2 separate regions of the Homo sapiens genome follow, and region 2 is linked to region 1. A link is an interaction called in ENCODE POLR2A ChIA-PET data of the cell type or tissue named here. Cell type or tissue: MCF 10A. All regions are shown on one strand.

Region 1 (2,500 bases):
AACAGTGGCCTTATTTTGATGTGGTCTGAGAGAGATGTGCAAAGAGTTTTTAGCGAAATATATTAGCTCTGATTTTCCAAACATGAATTCTTGGATTTCCTATGAATTCCTTCACTACATAATAATGGGATGTGTCTTTGGAAATTGTTACACCTACGTTTAGAGTATTGCTTTATGATTTTCAGAGTACATTATAATTCCTAATTAGTTTTTATGAGGTTGGATCACTTTTTCCACGTGTTGGTAGACAACTCGGGAGTGTTAATCTGAGCCCAAATAAGCACTTTTTTCAAGATCAAAGAGCAAGTGTTTGATAGGGACAGAACTGGCTGAGCTTAGGGTTTCCAGTAATCAGTGTGACAATTCTTCCTTCCTCAGAGATAAGCAAAGGGGCTTCTTTGAGCAAAGGGTAAATCTCTGTGCCTGAGAGGAGTGGTTCTCAAAGTATGGATGAGAACCTGTGAGGGTCCCCAAGACCTTTTGGGAGGTCTACAAGGCCAGGGGTCCTCCTTCCTCCATTACAGATCTATGTGAGGCCAGATCTTCAAATACTTCAGCCAAACAACATATCACATCAGAGTGAATGAAGAAGCAGGTGTGGGAATCCAGCTTTCTCCTATTAAGCCCCAAACTCAGCGAGCTTAACAAAAATGTAAAGCAATGCCACTGCTCTCACCAAAAATTTCATGTTTTAGAAAATATAGTAATTTTTAATAAAATATATTTATGCTAACATGTAAAATGTTTGTTATATTAAATGAATTAATAGTATATCTAAAAGTTTTTTAACTTTAATTTTTAATATGGTGCACATCAATAGATAGAACTCATACAAACAAAAGTTTTTTTAGGTCTTCAATAATTTTTAAAAATATAAAGGGGGTCCTGAGACCAAAAAGTTTGAGTCTCATTGTCCTAGATTTTTTGGCTTCTGCTTTGGGGTTTGGAATGTTTACATTAGCTGGCAGTTCTCAGACTTAAAAAAAAAAAACAACTTACCATACTACTGTTTGTGAAAAATATTAAGATGAAACTCATTTTTTTTTTCTGGGAAAGAAAAGGAACCCACAGGGTCTGAGCACTCCCTACTCCCCAACTAGAGGAGCCTGTGGTTCAAAGGGCATTCTTGGGCTAGAGGCGAGTGCTCCTCAGACAGTCACCGGGAAATCTGTTGCCTGGGGGTCAGGGAGCCTGGAAGGGGGTGGGGATAATCCTCACTCATTAACACATTAACATAGATTTGCTTAACACCGTGTTCAATGTCGTACCAGGCTCTTTGGGAAATAGGACCTCAGGGTTCAAAATTCAAGCCAGATAAGTTTTGGGGGAAGGAATGGGAATAAACTGCAAAGGCTCCTGGGATTCACACATGAGGCACCATGGAGTTGAAGAGTGGGAGGTGAAGAAAGAAGGACCGAAGCCCCACTTCATCTCTTCCATACTTTTGCATCATCCTGGCCATGGGCAAAAGAGTGATGAGGGCGAATGAGAAAGCCAATAAGAGGGAGAACAATCAGGAAAAGATGAGGCCGGAGGAGATCCACAGGGAAGGAGTGCTACCACTCCATCAAATGGCTGCTTGGGTTTCAGTTCTGGCAGCTGTGATCTCTCCAAAACCTGGAACCAGGGTTAGGACACTGCTGGGAAACACTCTGGGCTGTTCTCCTGGTTCTTGGCCCTGGGAGGGTTTAGCACGTAATGACTACTGCTTGCCATCAGACTTTTCTGAATGCATAGACTTTAAGATACACTGTAGACTGGTTGCAATGGAATGGCATATTGGTTAAGGTGTGACAAAGATGATGATCAATGTGTATATTTGGTGGAGAAAGAAAGATAATGATTTTTGTTTTGAATTTGATCAGCTTGAGAGGCTGCAGCTGGGTAGAGATGTCCAATAGACAGGAATCAGGATCGGGATCTTGAGCAAGGGATTGTGGTGGGACGTGTTGCCTTGGGAATCAGCATCACATAGAGATGGTAGAAGCTGTGAATCGATGAGATGACATTAATAACTGTATCTCTTTTGTTTTATCAGCTCTTCCATGTGGCCTATATTTTAATCAAATTTGCAAATTCTCCTCGCCCTGATCTTTGGGTCTTGGAAAGATCTGTAGACTTTGGAAGCACCTACTCACCATGGCAATATTTTGCTCGTAAGTAATCTTGCCTACCATGTTATGCATGGCTTTAATTACTTGGAACAGATAAAGACTATGGATTTAATTAGAAAATTAATCTTGGCTGGGTGTGGTGGCTCACCCCTATAATCCCAGCATTTTGGAAGGCCAAGGCGGGTGGATTACCTGAGGTCAGGAGTTTGAGACCAGCCTGGCCAACATGGTGAAACCCTGTCTCTACTAAAAATACAAAAATTAGCCAGGCACATGCCTGTTATCCCAGCTACTCGGGAGGCTGAGGTCGGATTATCACTTGAACCCAGGAAGCAGATGTTGCAGTGAGCCAAGATTGTACCACTGCACTCCAGCCTGGGCAACAG
Region 2 (2,500 bases), 110 kb before region 1:
AGCCCAGGAAGTGGAGGCTGCAGTGAGCCAAGATCACACCACTGCACCCCAGCATGGGTGACAGAGCGAGACACTGTGTCAAAACAAACAAATAAAAAAAGTAAAAAAAAAAAAAAAAACCCAACTAAGCAGGGCACTGTAAAGCACACATGCTCTGATGTGGAATGGGATATTCCTGTGTTCCATCTACTCTACTTTTATCTCTGCAGCCTAAATTAGAGCTTTTCTACCAACCACATCACACTGCTGACTCATTGAGTTTGTGGTCAACTAAAATCCTTAATTGTTTTCCTCAGGTGCTACAGCTAAGGCATTCTTTTTTCCCATCTAGCGTTGTTGAGTTGTTTGGCTCTCTGAACTGGACATCTGAGCTAATTGTAAGTAATTCAAAAACACATAACCTGGTTCTAAAACATGAATCATAAATATAAGATACTGTAGTTTCTAAATTTGGGCATAAGGTGTTTATTCAAAATGCCTACTCATAGATCCCCACCCTCAGCCCTGCCTTCAGTAGGTCTGGGGTGAGATCCAGAAATATGCCTTTTGACCAGTCATGTGGGTTGATTGTGTAGGCAGGTGGCAGGTGGGCCTCATGTGGAGAAACACTGCTATAAGAGGTCTCGAATTCGTAGGCAGGTAACATCCTATGGGGCTGCGTGTGGCTGGGTAGTGCTTCCCCAGAGGCAGGCTCTGTGGTGGGGGAGGGTGCTTGAGATGGGCTTTGAAGTGTGGGGAATGGAGAGGAGGGAGGCTGAAGGCTGAAGCTGGTGGTAGACGGCAGTGGTGAGGAGGCATCACAGAATTGCGTAACAGCAGGAATAAGCACCATTTCTAAGCTTTATCCTGTCAATTTTCCTAGCTAATAAAGTAATAAATTTTCCTGCCTAATAAAGTAACAGAAAAGATAAAATATGAAGATTCTTATGGAGGAACTGCTGTTATTTTTGTATGTATGTATGTATGTATGTCAGGGTCCTGCTCTGTCGCCCAGGCTGGCTGCAGTTGTGCAATCATGGCTCACTGCAGCCTTGAACTTTGGGCTCAAGCGATCTTCCTGCCCTAGCCTCTTGAGTAGCTGGGACTACAGGTGTATGTTACTGTGCCAGCTTTTAAAATATTTTTTACTTTTTTATAGATGGGGTCTTGCTATGTGGCCCAAGCCGGTCTAGAACTCCTGGGCTCAAGCAATCCTCCCACCCTAGCCTCCTGAGTAGCTGGCATCACAATACCTGACTAATTTTTTAAAAAATGTTTTATAGAGATAGGGTCTTGCTACATTGCCCAGGCTGGTCTCCAACTCCTGGTCTCAAGCAATCCTTTCACCTTGGCCTCCCAAAGTGCTGGAATTACAGGTGTGAGCCATCCCACCTGGCCTCTTTGATTTAATTAAAAAAATTTTTTTTAGACAGGGTTTCACTCTCACCCAGGCTGGAGTGCAGTGGCGCAATCATGACTCACTGCAGCCTTGACCTCCCAGGCTCAAGCGATCCTCTCATCTCAGCCTTCCAAGTAGCTGAGACTACAGGCACATGCAACCATGCCTGGCTAATTTTTGTATTTTTGATAAAGACGGGGTTTCGCCATATTGCCCAGGCTGGTCTTGAACTCCTGGGCTCAAGCGATCTGCCTGCCTCAGCCTCCCAAAGTGCTAGGTGTGGGCCACCATGCCCAGCCTCTTTTATTTTATAAAACACAGTTTTGGGGCATATAGATTTAGTAGCAGTGAGAACAATTGTTGAAGCAAAGTTTTGATGACAGAATCATTTAAAACTGAAAGCCTCTCAGCCCTCTCTTCTTCCCATGGAAAGCTCTTGGATACCTGCAGCTGACCTAATGGAAACCTGTGGAATTGCTCATCCTGAGTTCCATGTTCCATGGATTTCTGAGATAGTACAAACTGGCTCATGTACAAAGGCTTTAAGCCAGTATTCACTCGTTAACCAAGAAGACTGAAGCAGCCATATGGTCACTCACGATCATTTTGACCTTCGTTCAAAGAGTTGAGATTTAGGTTCATAGGACTTTACTTTCTATTTTTAGTTATCACTTTTATAATAGAAAATAAACTAATAATGTAAAAAAATATATAGTATTACTGTATGTTATACTCAGTAAGTTTGAAGGCATATACGTAGTACAATAGCAGGTTTCAGAAAAGACAAAACCTTATATGAAATTCACATCTACTTAATGGTTAGAATTTTATTATTTGATTTATTTTTTTGAGACAGAGTCTTCCTTTGTGACCCAGGCTGGAGTGCAGTGGCATGATCACGGCTCATTGCCGCCTTGACCTCTCGGGCTCAAGTGATCTGCCCGCCTCAGCCTCCCAAATAGCTGGGACTACAGGCATGTGCCACCATGCCCAGCGAATCCTTTTTTTTTTAATAGAGATGAGGTCTCGCTTTGTTGCCCAGGCTGGTCTTGAACTCCTGAGCTCAAACTATCCTCCTGCCTCAGCTTCCCAAAGTGCTAGGATTACAGGTGTGAGCCACCT

The links. ChIA-PET counts read pairs that join two places held together with the same protein. Peaks named below come from ENCODE experiments on the same cell type or tissue, not always from the same donor. Only the 100,000 strongest peaks of a DNase experiment are listed, where the experiment ranks them.
Region 2: POLR2A ChIA-PET joins it to region 1 with 6 read pairs; 4 of 35 experiments call an interaction of 5 or more read pairs at or near these places.

The regions. Positions count from the first base shown.
Region 1 is chr18:23,745,905-23,748,404 of GRCh38, forward strand. LAMA3 (laminin subunit alpha 3) reads left to right here. Exons shown (of 75, transcript NM_198129.4): 3 at 2,039-2,156. Among named protein-coding and RNA genes, the nearest start is that of LAMA3, 58 kb to the left of the region's middle. In MCF 10A, no CTCF peak of the experiment used is centred here; no DNase peak of the experiment used is centred here.
Region 2 is chr18:23,635,189-23,637,688 of GRCh38, forward strand. All of the region lies in intron 4 of ANKRD29 (ankyrin repeat domain 29), which reads right to left. Among named protein-coding and RNA genes, the nearest start is that of ANKRD29, 26 kb to the right of the region's middle. In MCF 10A, no CTCF peak of the experiment used is centred here; DNase peaks (open chromatin) are centred at 263, 523 and 1,453.